Linked DNA regions of Mus musculus: region 2 is linked to region 1. A link is a loop called in an ENCODE intact Hi-C map of the cell type or tissue named here. Cell type or tissue: heart. All regions are shown on one strand. Links, peaks and the distances in the headings refer to the core of each region. The heading gives the core; the rest is flanking DNA.

Region 1 (8,338 bases), core at 88-8,087:
AGGAAAAACTATTAGTACGACTGTATTTATTGTAGTCATCTGGCACAGAAGCAAAGGCCTAAAACGCAACATCACTCTCCCAACACAAGACAAAAATCAAGAAATCCATATTTGCTAAAAACTAGCTTCTCTTGAAAATAGCCATTACCATTAATTCTATAAAAAAAAAATGAACACACAGGAAGGTCTTACCTGGACTGTTTTTTATAGCATATGTTCAAAATTGCTTTTAGCCTTTATTGACAGCCATGGCACTGTTTCAAAAACTCAGTCAGAAGGAAAATCTGTCCCATTACTATGCTGAAGCACTTAGCACAGATAAGAGATATCGCCGCCTCTTGCACATATTTTCCAGGCTTCTAATGTTGAATTTAAGTTGGCTGGCTTTCAGTTTTTATCTTTAGTTAGTTAGTTAGTTAGTTAGTTAGTTAGTTTTTGTAGTGATGAACAGTACTTCCACGGTGGGGATCCTCACTTGTGCAACACACGATTTAAAAACATGAGTCAGCTGCTTGCTTTAGTTTCCAGGGCTGTTATTCAGTGGAAAGTTCCCTGGCAAAAGTCACAGAGAACTATCACAGGACAAATAATTCATTTAGAACCTATTTAGAAACGTGTTGATTTTATTTTACCTATTAAATACTATTTAGTCATAGTATTATGGGTGGGAAGGGCAAGACCATCTGAACAGCCTTCCCTTCCCTGGTAGCAGTCTGAGATGAGTGTGTACCTGTTAGTCCCCTCGAGATGAGACACAGTTTCTTTCCTAGCCAAATTTCACCAAAGTCAATTTCTTCCCCATGCCTTGGAGTAGAGGTACACCATCTTTAGGGATTGAGACTTTATCAGTAGCAGACAGTTCCAGTGGTGGACAGGCTCTTGGGGGAATAAAACAGTTGCTCAATGGAATATTTCCATCCTCGACAGAAGCAACTGGGATTCCACGGACATGACCATGTCGTTGCCGAATGAGCCTGGCACAGAGATAAAGGATACCAAGAAGAGAATAAAAGAAGCCATTTATGAACTCTATGTGATTCAGGTTGGGACAAGAAGGGAAGAATAAAAGTGCGTGTTAGTTTAATGAGATGGAGATTAAATATTTAAAATGGGTCCCAAAATGTTCTGGTTGAATTATCATGAATAATCAAGGATTAAATTTCCCAGAAAACCTTTATCCCAAATTACAATGATTTTCTGCTTCATTCTTTGGTACTTTATAAAAATGAAAGTAAAGGGGCTTTTTCTAGTTTCTTTTTTTAAAAGACTTAGGGTACAATAATGTGGGGAAATGGTAGCTAAGCCTCCGAGGGCTGAGTTTGGAAGCCTAGATGGAAAGACCCAAAATTTACTGAAAGTAAATTGAAAAAATCATGTTCCTCGTAAGGGAACTCTGGGCTTTGGAGGCATTTTCTGTCAATGATGGAGATGCAGTTCTTCCCGGATGCCCAGACCCTCAACAGGAAGCTGTGGATCCACACTGTTAGTCAGTGCCCTGGGTCTCTAATGCAGATAGTTGACAGAAATAAAAACTAGTTTTCCAGAGTGCTAACCGAAAAAATGTTCCTCATCTGTTGATGCCAGCAGACCCATAGTAAGCCTCCTCGTGGTCTATGCAACACCAGTTTGCCCTATTAGCTTAGGTCTATTTTCTTTTTCAACTTAAAAAAAATCCATTTTTCTTACTTCATAACCTACAAATGCTGCCCATCATGGTGGGGATGACCATTTGTGGTCTCTATGTCTGCCTGTCTGTCTGTCTCTCTGTGTCTGTCTGCCTCTCTCTAGCTCTGTCTCTCTGTCTCTGCCTCTCCCTCATTTGTGCATGCATGTTGTAGAGAGAGACAGAGACAGACAGAGAGACACACAGAGACAGAGAGAGAGAGAGGGAGGGAGAGAGAGGGGGAGGGAGGGAGAGAGAGGGAGGGAGAGAGAGAGGGAGGGAGGGAGAGAGAGGGAGGGAGAGAGAGAGGGAGGGGGAGAGAGAGAGAGAGGGAGGGAGCGAGCAAGCGATCAGGATACCCTTTATTTTTTCTTCATAAACTGAATGAGAGTGGATGTCTTTGTAACACTAAATTTCCAGGAGGAAAAAAGTGCCCAAAATTGGGTCAGAGGGTAGGGATGGGGTTAGGATGGTAGCTGATAAAAATCACTGAGAAGACATCAGAGAAAACTCAGAACTTCTTTAAATTGCCATGAAAGGAACAGGAAAGCATAAACACAGTCTCATTTCAATAAGTAGCTCCTGAGGAGAAATGGCAGACGGTGTGCCTGCGTCACAGTGTCTCACTCAGGGGTGGCTGACTGAGCTGAGAGCTGACTCTGTGGCCACTCAAAAGCACCAAGTATCAATCGCCTCTTCTATCACCATCCCTTCGTTTGTATCCCAAAGTGTTTATCTCTGCATAATAAAGTCATCTGTTCCTTTACCAGTCAGCAGAGCACTAGGTTAAGAGCCAGGATATCTGAAGTCTAGCCTCACCTCCCCCACTGGCACAATGTTCTTTATAACCCACGCCCCACTAAATTTAGGGGGTTGAGCATCGTTTCCCTCTGAAGTCATTAAAAATAAAGTCTTATAAAATGAAGATGTGGTCAGTTATGTGATAAAAATCCTCAGAGAGGTTCTAAACCAATTAGTGGTGATGTCTTCAACCATGTGTTCTACGGGGTAGATTCTAGTTCAGGGTACACATACACACACACACACACACACACACACACACACATGCTTGTCTTTATTTATACTATTCTTTGGGTTACCTGGTTGTCTATTAATAAAGCATGTGTAGTTTATAACTAGGATATTCTAGGTAAAGTCAGCGGCTTTACCCAAAATCAAGTATCACAAGTCACAGCTATTGTTCCAAATGAATAATAAAAACATTGTGGTGATGAACTGTTAGAAGTTACACTTCTTCCTTTGAGCACTACAGGCAAAGTCAAATTAGAGCTTACAGCATTTAGAGTTTGGAATGGGAGTGATAAGCAGCAATGTTAGTATTTTCCCAGCTCCAGTGTCACACAAAATAACTCAGCTTTAGGTCCCATTAGGTGAATATTCAATTCTTTTTACTCCCCATAATTGTGGGAAGGACAGGAGAGATGGTGAGATGGCCATGAAAATGGATGGAGATCTGCAACAGACAGAGATGAGGAGGTGGGGGCATCTCCAAGATGAGACAGAGTCCTGGGATAAGGGAGGTGCCCGAAGAATTAATGGGGGTGACCTTAGCTGTGACTCACTACACTGAGGATATGGAACCTGAAGAGGCCACCTCCTGTATCCTGACAGGATCCCCAGTGGAGTGGTAGAGACACCAACTTACCCATAAAACTTCCAACCCAAAAGCTATCCATCCTGTCTACAAGAAATGCAGTCACAAGGAAGGGAGCAGAGACTAAGGGAATGAATAACCAATAACCAGCCTAACTTGAGACCCATCCCATAGGCAAGCACCAAGCCCTAACACTATTAATGATACTCCATTATGCTTGCAGACAGGAGCATGTTGTCCTCTGAGTTTCTACCCAGCAGCTGACTCAGACAGATATAGATGCCCACAACCAAACAGTAGATAGAGTTTAGGGTCTCTTATGGAAGAATAGAGGAAGGATTGAGGGCCCCGAAGAGGATAGGAACGCCAAAGGATGACCAACAGAATCAACTACCCTGGACCCTTGGGGCTCTCAGAGCCTGAACCACCAACCATAGAACACACACAGGCTGGGCATAGGCCTTCCCGCTTATATGTAGCAGATATGTAGTTTTGTCTTCATGTGGGTCCTGAACAACTGGAGCAGGGACTATCCCAAAAGCTGTTGCCTGTCTATGGGATATGTTCTTCTAGCTGGGTTGCCTTGCCTGGCTTTTATGGTAGAGGAAGTGCCTAGCCTTGCAGAGACTTGAAGTGCCAGAGTAGGAGGGGGATACCCAGGGTCCCCCACACACTCAGAGGAAAGGGGGAACAGGTAAGAGATTACCAGGAGGGGGACAGTGAGTGGGATGTAAAGTGAATACGTAATAAATAAATAAATAAGTTAAATTATAAAAAAATAAAGTGAAAATAAATCTTTTATTGTTAGAATATTCTCCTGCTGTCTTATGTTCTAGAAAATAATCATATTATTAATTTACAAAATGTCCTTACATTAAAATAACTGTTATTAAAAAGTGAAGTCTTAGAGTGAAAGTAAATCAGATGTGACAAATTCCTAAGTAACTAGTGTTGTTCTGGCCATCACTTTTGTGATGGAGCCTTGTTTTGATTGGTTATACGAACTGTAATAAATAAAAGCTGTTTGACTTGAGTGTGATAGGCATCATCTATGCCAACACATGACCAAAATATTTCTCACTTAAGCTTAAGACATGCATTTACATTTCAAATGCTATCCCAAAAGTCCCCTATATCCTCCCTCCCACCCCCTACCCCCGCCCTGCTCCCCTAACCACTTCTCACATATGTGTATGGGATAGGATGTAACGCCATGTGATGCAGTACCCACAGAGACCAAAAGAGGGCAACAGATTCCCTGGAGCTAGCCTTAGAGACAAGCCTGCCAGTTTGGGAACTGAACTCTGGTCCTCTGCAAAAAATAGCAAGTGCTCTTAACCTCTGAGTTATCTTTCCAGCCCAAAGCTCATGAACTCTAAAAGACACCTTGGGATCTTTGCAAAGATTCTTCCGTACAAGGTGAACACTTGGCCTCACACAGATGTGATGTGGTATCTAGTGAGCACAGAGAATGGAGACTGTGATTGCTACATTTATGCAGGCAGTTCCACTGGCCTGCTCTTGGGGACCTAGCAATTGCTTACGCCATCACCTGCCGCCAACACCTGCCACCAACACTAGGTGGACCAGGTGTGTGCTGCAGATACAAAGGACTGCCAACCACCCCAGCTCTCTCTCTGTTCTCTGCCCATTCCCCCTCTCTGCCCCCTCTCTCTGCCTTCAAGACCCTCTCTCTCTGCTCCGTCTGTCCATCTACATGTCTACTTGTCTGCCTCTACCTCTTCTCCAGGTCCTCATTCTTCTCATCTCCCCAGTAAACCTCTTGTACACCAGCTCTATTGCATGGCATATTTTCTCAGGGGTGCACCTTGGCCAAAGTTGTACCCCTCGTGGCATTATATTTCATAAGAGATTTACTACATTTAAACTTGCTGAAGTAACATTCTGAGACTATTCCAACAAAATCAAAACAAAGAAATTACGGTTATTATCTTCTCAAATTTGTCTGGCTTTCTTGGAAACTGTTTCGTGTCTCCGTAGACATGATCTCAATGAAAACTAAGATTGCCAGGCACTGCCCATGCTGACGGAAACGCCCAAATAGTCACCATCTTTGAATGCCGAGTTCGAGAGGGATTTCATAATTGTTTTCTCTTAAGACTAATTCAGGAAACAACTGTCCCTGGTTTACTCTCTGCTGCTGTTTTGCAGGACCAGACAATTGCAACTTGGCCTCGAAAAGACAATCTGCCCCAAGCAGCAAGCCAATTAAAGCCTCTTTTAGCTGCAACATAACTGTTTGACTCACCTGCTGCAGTTCCACCCCTGCCCATCCCCACCCCACCCCCACTAAAACTTCAAATGAAGTCAAGCGTATCAAATTGTTAAGCAATTTTACATAAGATGCGATTTAAAATAAGCAGCTTTATTAATAGAATGAAATACTATTGGGAATATTGGCCATAATAGTCCACTAAGAAACGGAAGAGAATATCTCATGAATCGTGCATTTGATTTTCCTTTCCCTTTTAAGACTTTGGAGGAAACTAAACAGTATGCTCTTGTTCGTTGTGTTTCTGTAACAAGTTGGTCTAAAGAGGTAAAGAAGAGAAGTCTTGCAGAAAGCATTTGAAAATCCAGAATTGTTAAACATGAAGGCTTTTTTTTTTTCTTCAAGGAGGGAAAAAAAAAAATGGGAGGCTGAAGTGGATGCTGTCTTCCAACCTGGTGATTTTGCTATTCTATGAAGCCATCCTTCGCCTGAATAGTCCTCCCCCAAAATCTTGAGCATTGTTTAGGCACTAACCCTGAGCTTTGTCGCTCAGTAAATAAAATCCAACCTTATAAGATAGGTCTCATGTCTGTCACATCCTTCATCAATAAAATCTGTCCTGGTGCTTATTCCAAATCCTTCCTCCTTTATGCTTTTATCCTGAGCACTGTTTATCAGTCAAGAGAATGTGTTCTTATTGCAAAGGTCCCAATGGCTACTTTGCAAGAGAGGTTCTGATGAGGCCTTTTCCTCAAGCTTTATTGTGATCATTGTCAGGTGGAGACATTTTTTTCCAAAGTTTTACTGTGCTTAAATGTGTAAGAAAAATAACCTGTGAGGTTGGACTCTGAAAGCTTTTTTGACCTAGCACCTCATTCTTTGCCTCAAGCTGATTATTTTCCTGCGGGCCCTGACAGAGGGGGTTGCCAGAAATCTGAACCTCAAATCCTAGAGGAAAAGTTAAAAATTAGCAATTTCCCCTCTCTTACCATATTCTCATGAAAGGGATGGAGAAAAGCTGAGAAAGGTAGGCAGCAGGACAGGTACCTTGACAGGGGCTATACGAGGTGCTGAGATAGATTTCTTTTTAAAACACAGATTAAATGGACAAACGAATGAGGGGATAGATGTGCCTCATTTGGTTCTTAAAATTATATGATACCTCAGCAAGTAGGGAAAATGGAAAGAAAAAAAAAATTCTAGGTACAATTCTAGGTTCTCAAGGCCTCCCTTATCTTGTAGAGAAGGCTCATGCTCCAACCAGCTAATTCCAGTTCTCCTTCATGATGGACATCTATAAAAGCCTCAATGGATGCCAAAATCGTTTCCTCAAGGACTTCTATTTTGTAGTCACTCCCCAAGGACTAGTGCTGTGTCCCTGTCCCCGCTCCTGTGCCCTTGGAGAGAAGACCTCGGGGATGTGGTTCTCTCAGAGCTGACTGTCCCCAAAGGCCATGTGATACACACTCCCAAGTCCTCCCTAAGCTGAAAATCACACTGAGTCAGGATAGAGTGAAATTTTTTCCTTTGCACAATGTCACTTTGTCTGAATGAGGCACTGACTGTGCTCGGAAAGACAACTCCTGCCCTACCAGAGCTCCTCTTCATGACCTCTTCAGAAGGTCATGAATGCCACCGTGGAAGATAAACAATAAGCCAAAAGGTCCCTGACCTCTAACAGGGATGCCTTGACCTCTAACAGGGATGCTCTGACCTCTAACAGGGATGCCCTGACCTCTAATAGGGGTGCCTTGACCTCTAATAGGGGTGCTTTGACCTCTAATAGGGGTGCCCTGACCTCTAACAGTGGTGCCCTGACCTCTAGCGGGGGTGCCCTGACCTCTAGCAGGGGTACCAAATACAAGAACTGCAAGTAAAGCAGTGCCCTCAATAGAAGACACTGTGAACGCAGGATTGTTACTTACAACAGAAATACCTCAGATCCTTATCTTAACCAATACACACAAGTCTACTCCAAACAGACTAAAGACTAAACACAAGCTATAAAACTATTAAACTTTGGGAGGACGGAGGGGAAGCACTGGGAAAAGCATCACGATGCAGGTTTGGGATACAAGACTTTAGATCTGACACCAAAAGCACAGAAGCAACCTGCAAAAATAAACATGACTTTGTCTGAGTCAGAAGCATCCATACGGCAAAGTCAAGACCCTATGAAGAGAAAGGGAAACAGCGGATGTAAGGAAAATAGTTGCAAACCCTATACAGAGCTAATTGTATAAAGAACTCCTGTAACTCAGTAGCAAAACAAAGCAAACTCAAACTAAAAATGGTCAAAGAACCTAAATAGGTATTTAAAAAAAAAAAAAAAAAAGGAAAACACAGATTAATTCTATAAAGTCACTACATAAAAAGTTGGTTAACACTAGTCATTAAAACTTACAAGTGACAGCCTCCGTAAGACAGTGTTGCATACCTGTAAGGACAGTTACTGTGTTAGTAGGCTTTCTGTCACTTCTAAAAAATAAAAAAAATAAATAAATAAAAATAAAAAATAAAAACCTGTAGCATTGGAAATGTAAATGAAATACCTAATTAAAAAAATAAAAATAAATAAATAAAATTTTAAAAAATTTTAAAAAAAAAACCCTGAAGTAACAGATAACCCATGGTGGACCAGTGCACAGGTGTGAGGCTTGCCGTAATGCATCATGGTTGGTTGCAGATGGCAGATAAAACTTCTCACCCCGTGGGCCTGGAAGTGAATGATAGGAAAAGTAGGGAGGACACCATCTGTACTGAGAACATCTAATGACCCAAAATATCCTAATGGGTCTCATCAATTAATGGTTCCACAGACTTCCTA
Region 2 (8,338 bases), core at 117-8,116, 110 kb after region 1:
GTCCTCATACCTATGCAGAAAGCATTTGCCAGCTGAACCCAGCCCTGTGCTAACTTCCTTCTTGAGAGATATTACTTTCTTTCATGTCTGTAGTCACCAGCCACCAGACTACACACATCTAAAATCACTCTAAAAAATACTCTATTTTTAGAATAGTGCTAGACCCTATATGTACTGTGAATGTATATAAATAAAGACATCCTCACAGACATCTAAGAAGTGGGTTCATGAGATTAACACCAAACAACATTATGAAAGCTATTAATACTAAATGTGTTAGATGCTGTGCTGAACTGTTTATGAATTTTAAAGGACTTTCTTTACACCTTATTATATCATCTGAAAAGAGGCGCAAGCCTGGTACTCTTTCCTTCAGGTTTTAAAAGAAGAAAGTCAAGTGCCTAAGGCAGTTGACACACTAAGCCTGCACGATTACAAAGCCCACCATGGACAGCCCTTAGATTCTCACAGGCAAATGCTGAGAACGAAGGTGACACACTGACCTGAGGACATTGGATGAGGTGTCACGAGGGAGACGAGGCTTCAGTGTGACGTTAAAGAAAATAAGTAAATAGGAAGGGGCTGGATGGTCTAAATACCAAGTTATATAAACCTTGTATGGAGGTCAGAAGGCAAGAATAACAGGCATGATCAAGGAGACAAGAATCAAGGGTGTGCGCCGAGTTTCAGTGTGGGCACGGATCTCAAGTAAAGTGTTTAAATTTCAAATATATTCGCATTAACATACAAACGTGTCTTTGTCCATACAGTGCTCAACTCAATAATGCCAGCTCTGATTTGTAACAAAAGACTTAGAGACCAGTGAAAATGAAATGTGTTTTATAATGCTATTGTAAGCATTAAGGGTAGAAATTAAGTTATAGTCTAAATTAGTAAATCTTACTTTATTCATAAAAACAAAAGCCCCAAGGAGATGTCTTGATTTATAACTGCTCGGATTGATCCATAAGTCTGGGATCTGTGCCACAGCTGGTGCATATAGGATATGCAATAGGATGAAGTCTGAGCGGGGAAATGGCTGGAAAGAATCCACTAAGGAGGCGGCGGTGGCGACAGACCCTGTCCCCCGGCTGCATGTATTCTGCTGCAGCAAAGAACTGTGGATGCCAGGGACCAGAAAACCAGTCACGACGAAGTCTCAGTCACGACGAAGTCTCGGTATCCAGCTCTCATAAGGTTTTATCCCAGATGCGATGAATGGGCTTCCCGATCTTCGCGCTAATGATGCTCGATCACCCACTTCCTCCATCTTGGTGTGCCCACCCCTCCTCTATCCCAGCTGCCTCTCTCACCTCTGTCCACCAACGCTACTTCCAACATTGCTCTTTTTGAACGTGGGAAGACATGGACTCATCTGATCTGACTCCAGTGTGAGCATTCATTCCGTAGGAAGGAACAACCAAAGACCGCTTGTGTTTAGGACACAGTACGCAGTAAGTTCTCAGAAGACACAGGTTCAAAGAAGGAACGGCCATGAGACGGTTCAGCAGCTCAAGGCTCTCGGTGCAAACCGGATCCCAGGAAGCCTCGTGGTGAGAGGAGAGACCCGACTCCTACAAGCTGTCCTCTGACCTCGCACATATACCCCAGCGTGCACATGCATAAATATATTCAATATCTTCCTCCATACAGTTTAAGGAATATTTTTAAAATAATTAAAACAAGGCACAACAACCTATTGCTCAGAAAGAATTCTCTCCATCAAGGATATTACAATATAATCATTGTGTTCAAGTAAAATAAATTTCTGTAGCATTTAAATTTTCTAAAGAAATGTGTATATTTACAATAAAATCTCTGTAAAAGATATATACAGTAGAGTTAATGCATATAAATATTTCATAGAAAAGAAAATTTAATGAATGAATCCATAAAAATTATTATAATTGATTGACTTGCCAACCGTAACTTAAGAGCTTGGGTGATGTTAGTCATTTCTTTTTTTTTTTTTCCAAAATGGATACAGGAATAAAATAAATTAGGAGAGTGCCTGAAATCACGCAAAGAACAGTCTATTATCATTTGTGTACAAGAACAGAAGGGATAATGCCCACCTGCATTTCAAAGTGAGTCAAACTCATTAGTTTTAATGCCCCGCAATCTGAGGCCAAAACTTTGGGCATGCCCAGTAACTGCGCCAGTCAGAGAATTGCCATGGTCAGATACTAAGACTGGAAAGGGTCCACCAAGGAGGTGGCAAATCAACCTTGCTTGCTTCTGCTGCCGCAAAGAATGGTGGGTAGCACGGGACCCAAAAAAAAAAAAAAAAAAAACTGTCACGGATGAAATCTCTGTATCCAGCTCTTACAAGGAAGTTTTCTTGCTGAATTAGCAGTTTTACAGAGATCTGAATCTCTCCCAGTAAGACGAAAAAAGAAAAAAAGTACTTTTCACTGTGAGCCTAATAGATTTTTTTTCTTGCTTTAAAAGAACAGGAATGGAAGATGCCACCCAGTCAGAGAGCAGCTAATGTTCTGACGCTTAAGCCCCGCACAGCCAGGCAATGTGGGCGGGCGGTTTGGAGTCGGGCTGACTCAGGGCTTCTCTCCTCCAGCTTCTCTCCTCCGTACGACCATCATAGGAGAGTCACAAAACTCTTCAGCGGTCTCATCTACAAATGCTACCAATAAAACCGACCCTACGGTACTGCTACGACGACGTTTAGTGACTCGGTTCAAAAATGGTTTAGTCCTACTCTGTGCCACAGTGCGTGGCAGCAGCAAGGATGGTCTACATACATGCACACGTTCACAGGCACCACGGGCTCGCTCTCTCCACTCCTCACACGTTACCTGTCCTCACTCAGTACGGTCCTCCCAGAGCTCTGCTCGCCCGCCCTGGAAGTACTAGAATCTAATCACCGTCACCGGAAACGCGCTAATGAGAAAGGGTCGGGGGAGAGGATGGTCTGTCAACTCAAACGCCCCATGGTGGTAAAATAGGATCTTGGGAACAAAACTGAGCTGAAACTATTCAAGGCCAAAGCGGAGATCCATGGTGTGAGCGCTGAGCAGCAGGAACCGGGAACTGACTGTGGTTGCAGCTCTCGGCAACACTGGCTCCCTGTGTTATGTCTGCTAACACCCAGGCCAACAGTAGTTTAAAAAGAAAAAGAAAAACACACACACATAAATGCTTACCATGTTCTTTTTCTGTATAAAGTATTGTGGAGATAGTCCGTTTGTCCTCATCTAGAATATTCCATAACACAAATGTAACTAGGAGGGCAGTGGGAGGCAGAGGCAGGCGGATTTCTGAGTTCGAGGCCAGCCTGGTCTACAGAGTGATTTCCAGGACAGCCAGGGCTACACAGAGAAACCCTGTCTCAAAAAATCAAAAATAAATAAATAAATAAATAAATAAAATGTAACTCTTAGAGAAATAAAGCCACAGAAAGGTTAAATACTCAATTTTGAAGAGAAACTTTTTCCACCTCTATGATAGAGCAAGAACCTAGAAACACAATTCTATTCTTGGGCTAATTTCTAAGCCATGTCATATAGACTTAATGTGGTTTAACAAAAATACTGCTTTGAAAATCCATATACCAAAGGCCCAGAACTTGTAAATCGGGCAACAGCGAGACGATTGCACTCTCTGCAGACAGGTCAACCGTGTAGCCGCGATTCTAGACACCAGCTACCATTTTCACGCAACCTAATTTAACCGGCTGAGGGACTGCTCTGATCCAAGAAAGCCTTCCAACAAAGTAAAAGCTTGACGACACTGACACCTAGTGGCCATACAGGAACTGCAACCAGACTCTGCCTGAAAAGGATGGCCAGCCACTGCGACGGTGTGGTCTACAGGATGCACGGACTATATCCTTGTGAAGACTGAGTGTGGACAGTACCGATCCTACAAGCAATCTTACAAAGGTTTGATTTGTCTCCGGGATTATCTTGGGACTCTCCAAGCAAGCCAAGAGGCATGCACTTGTTAAGAATCCTTCCCTTTAACCTTGCACATTTATTTAACAAGGTTTTACTCATCTTCAAAGATCAAAAAGCAAAGCTGGAGGTCAAACGCTATTGTTGAAAACAGGTGAGTCTCTGTCCTCACTTTGCAGGTTCATCTAGACGCTTTTCCTGGTCTTTGGGTGGTTTTTTATTCCCCCTTGGTTATACCCTACCAAATACAAAAGCCATGTGGCCAGGCCGTCCTAGAAGCTCTTTGTGCTGCTAAGACGTCATTACCAAAGGGTAGTTAGACCTTCACAGAACCGCAGGAATCTCCTTTTAAAGGAATAAAAGGACGTGTGCAGAAACCCCTAAAGTACCCATCTAAAAGCCAGGGCCGCACTGTACACTGTAGGTAGCGAGATGAACACGGGGCGATCGACACAAGCTATTTCTGCCCCAATCATTAGAAGGTAAGTTTCTCGACCTGTCTGCACCTCCTACAGGAGGGACAGCGGGAAGCCTGAATTGCTCTTATTTTCCTACCTGCTGGCGTTTGAAGGCCAAATAATCCAGGCTTTCCAGCTCCTTCCCGAGCTTCTGGTAGGTTCTCTGGAGGTCGGACTTGTTGGAAACATTTTTGAGAGACTCGAATGTTCTTTGGAACTGAAAACGAAAAGAAAAGCAGATGATAATGGTGACATGTTTTCTTCAAATTCCCCACTAAGATGACAGAGTCAACAGTGTGCTTCAGTTTTACCCACCGTAACTCAGAGACAACAAATGCTAATTATCTTTCAATGGACTAATTAGGGGTGATCATAAAGAGATAGAGACTGTATGTGTGTAGCACCGATATGCATGAGTAAGAGGTTCTGTCCACCCTCATCCTATCAAGAAGAGCATATGTCATTCAGAATAAAAGAATTCTCATGCTTTAGGGTACCCCCCAAAATGAGATTTAATGTATAACTTTAAGTCTAACAATAAGTCTAATATTATAACATTCTTAGGGCTGGAGAGAGGTTTCAGTCAGTAAAGACTATGCTACGGAAGCTTGAGAACCTGAGTCTGAATCCCGACAGTACACGGAAAAGCTGGGTGTGGCTGTTCATATCTGCAATCCCAACACTGGGGAAGCAACCACCCAAGATCCATGGCCAGCCAGGCTAGCCAAGGAGCGAGCTTCACCACCACTTCACTAAGCCAGCGGAATCCCTTGTCACATTCAAAATCTCTGTCCTTATAGCCACAGATAAGGGTGGTTCCCACCCCTCATCACATCTCTTTACAGCAGATGGAGATCATTACAGAAAGCCACAGCCAATCCAAGTGCAGACAACTGTGTCTCAGGCTCAGAGATCAGTGGGGTAGGGGGAAGACGGCAAGAGCCAGGGGAACCGTGTGCTGTGAGATTCTGACTCCTAGAAGTGTCAGAGAAGCCACACCCATAAAGCCTCACTAACATGGCTGCCTAGGCATGAACTGAAAAAGGAAGACACCGATAGACGGGAGTTAACGTGAAAGGAGGGAAACTCAGGGGGCCTCAACCCTAGAAAACCACAGGAAGCTCCTTAGTTGCTGAAGTCTTCCTCGGGGAGAGCACACCGTGTGTGTGTGTGTGTGTGTGTGTGTGTGTGTGTGTGTGTGTAACAACAAAGAAAAAGAGGCCATTAATTTGGATGAGAGCAAGAGGAAGAGGTACACGGGAAGGATTGGAGAGGAGAAGGGAAGTGAGTAAATAATGTAATTATAATTTTTAACTAAATGAGCTTAAATTTTTTAAATACAGTGGAGAGTGACTTAGGAATGCATCTGATGTTGCCCTCTGGTCTCTGCATCCATGTGCAAAAAGGTCCATGCCAAGAGAGAGACAGAGGGAGACAGACAGAGAGACAGATAGACAGACAGATGGAGGGAGGGAAGCAGAGAGAGGGGAGGGAGAGAGAGAGAAAAGTGGGGCTGGGAGAGGACAAAAGAGAGAGTAGGGCAGTAAATATCACCAACTATATTATACACATGCATGAAAATATCACAGTAAGATCCATTGTCAATATATGCTAACAAAGGCATTCTCAATCAAGTTTTCACATGCCAATCATGGAAACCAACAAATGTATGAAAAGTTAGCTGCTCCCGCATGCCCATGGCATGGCATGAGATGTACCTTGTGTCTGCAGAGGATCCGCAAAGAGCAGGTCACTCAGAGAGGAAGATCTCTCAGAGCTTGCGTTTTTGAGGAGGGAAGAGTACTTCCAGGTTAGTGACCAAAGCAGGTTAGTAACGGATGAGTTACAAGATCGAGGAGTCAGATTGCTCCTGTCCCTTCTCCAGCGGATAGAGAGGTGATAGATTGCAGCAGGTCACAGAATACTTCCCGCCACTGACAGGTAAGTAAAGGGAACTCACAAGAAATTGAAGCCATGGTTTGTTTCCGTGAATTCGAGCATACTTTGTCAGTGGCTGAGCGTGTCACCCGATATGACTGTCACTTGCTCTTTTATTTCATGGATCTCATCTTGTGGTGTCACCTAGATTCGTGTCTATGGATAGAGATGTCACCGTTTAAGCACACCAGAATCCCACTACAGCTGTGACTCCATGAGACAGGCCAATAAGATTTTATGGGGTATAATTAAGTTCCCAGGGATGGTTTGATCCTCGGTGTATCAAGCACTACAGCATGAGCCATGAAAGAATGGCGCTCTCCTGGGTTACATCCTCCATTTTGTGAAGGCACCATGTTTATTTCAATCCAATGTGAAGAGATAAGTGAGATGCAAATTAAGTTCAACAAATACCACTTAGCAGTTCCTCTCATCCAAATGCTATGAATAGGCCTGGAGAGATGGCTCAGCGGTTAAGAGCACTGACTGCTCTTCCAAAGGTCCTGAGTTCAAATCCCAGCAACCACATGGTGGATCCATAATGAGATCTGACGACCTCTTCTGATGTGTCTGAAGACAGCTACAGTGTACTTACATATAATAATACATCTTTGGGCCAGAGCAAACGGGGCTGGAGGGAGCAGAGGTCCTGAGTTCCATTCCCAGCAACCACATGGCTCACAACCATCTGTACAGCTATAGTGTACTCATTTACATAAAAATAAATAAATAAATCTTTTTTTTAATGTTATGAATATAAAACATATTTTCTTCCCTCGGTGTGATTCCTTGGCTCAGGGAATGTCACTATTAGAAGGTGTGGCCCTGTTGGAGTAGGTATGTCACTGTGGGTGAGGGCTTTAAGACTCTCATCCTAGCTGCCTGGAAGCCAGTCTTCTGCTAGTGGCCTTCAGATGAAGATATAGAACTCTCAGCTCTGCCTGCACCATGCCTGCCTGGACACTGCGATGTTCCCGCCTTGATGATAATGGGCTGAACCTCTGAACCTGTAAGCCAGCCCAATTAAATGTTGTCCTTTATAAGACTTGCCTTGGTCATGGTGTCTCTTCTCAGCAATGGAAACCCTAAGACACTGGGGGAACTTAAAGATTACAGGCGGAAATAGTCATGGAAGCCAGAAATGGGAAGGGCATTGACATTCATCAAGTATGTGTTCAGCCCCAGGTACTTTATGCCTTCCAGCTGAAGTCTCACATCAGTAACAGGAGGTCCTGGTACATTCCCAGTCTCAAGCGCGTAAACTGGGCCTCAGAAAGCTTGGCTGAGCAGGGCCTTCACACCAATGTCTGAGATCTTTCTTTAGAACGTGGAGTGCAAACAAGAGGAAAGAGTAGGGTACGGCAAATATTTGAAAGCTCACTGAGAGTGACTGAAGGAGTTACATAAAATAGAAGACATGAAGAAGCCTGAGTTGGACCACAGAGGACATGAAACTTCAGAGTTCTGGGAGCGAGCCAACTCTACTCATCTGTTTATATGCCTTATTTTTTCTAATTTATGGTTATTATTTACATAATATTTCGATTTACTGTATTTACTTTGTAATGTTTTCTAGCTATTTTCTGTGTGTGTGTGTCTGTGTGTGTGTGTGTCTGTGTGTGTATCTGTGTGTGTGTGTGTGTGTGTGTGTCTGTGTGTCTGTGTGTGTGTGTATCTGTGTATGTGTCTGTGTGTCTGTGTGTGTGTGTATATATCTGTGTCTGTCTCTGTGTGTGTCTGTGTGTCTGTGTGTGTGTATCTGTGTATGTGTATGTGTGTGTGTGTGTGTGTCTGTGTATGTGTGTGTGTGTGTGTGTGTATCTGTGTGTGTGTCTGTGTATATCTGTGTGTGTGTGTGTGTGTGTGTGTGTGTGTGTGTCTACATGTGAAATGACACCCATGGAGAAGTCGGAAGATGATACATGACAGTTAGCTCTCTCCTTCAGCTATGTGGGCCTCAGAGATGGAATGTAGGTTGTCAAGCTTGGAAGCAAACACCTTTGCCCACTAAGCCATCCCACCAGCCCCCTC

What was found. Peaks named below come from ENCODE experiments on the same cell type or tissue, not always from the same donor. Only the 100,000 strongest peaks of a DNase experiment are listed, where the experiment ranks them.
Region 2: it touches region 1 in a loop (3-fold over the local background); 13 of 42 quality-filtered maps call a loop at or near these places.

Annotation. Positions count from the first base shown.
Region 1 is chr10:63,688,421-63,696,758 of GRCm38, reverse strand. All of the region lies in intron 5 of Ctnna3 (catenin (cadherin associated protein), alpha 3), which reads right to left. Among named protein-coding and RNA genes, the nearest start is that of Gm30644, 130 kb to the left of the region's middle. In heart, for the core only: a CTCF peak has its summit at 4,521 (motif pointing right); no DNase peak of the experiment used is centred there.
Region 2 is chr10:63,578,192-63,586,529 of GRCm38, reverse strand. Ctnna3 (catenin (cadherin associated protein), alpha 3) reads right to left here. Exons shown (of 18, transcript NM_001164376.1): 5 at 4,467-4,586. Among named protein-coding and RNA genes, the nearest start is that of Ctnna3, 120 kb to the right of the region's middle. In heart, for the core only: a CTCF peak has its summit at 3,780 (motif pointing left); a DNase peak (open chromatin) is centred at 3,739.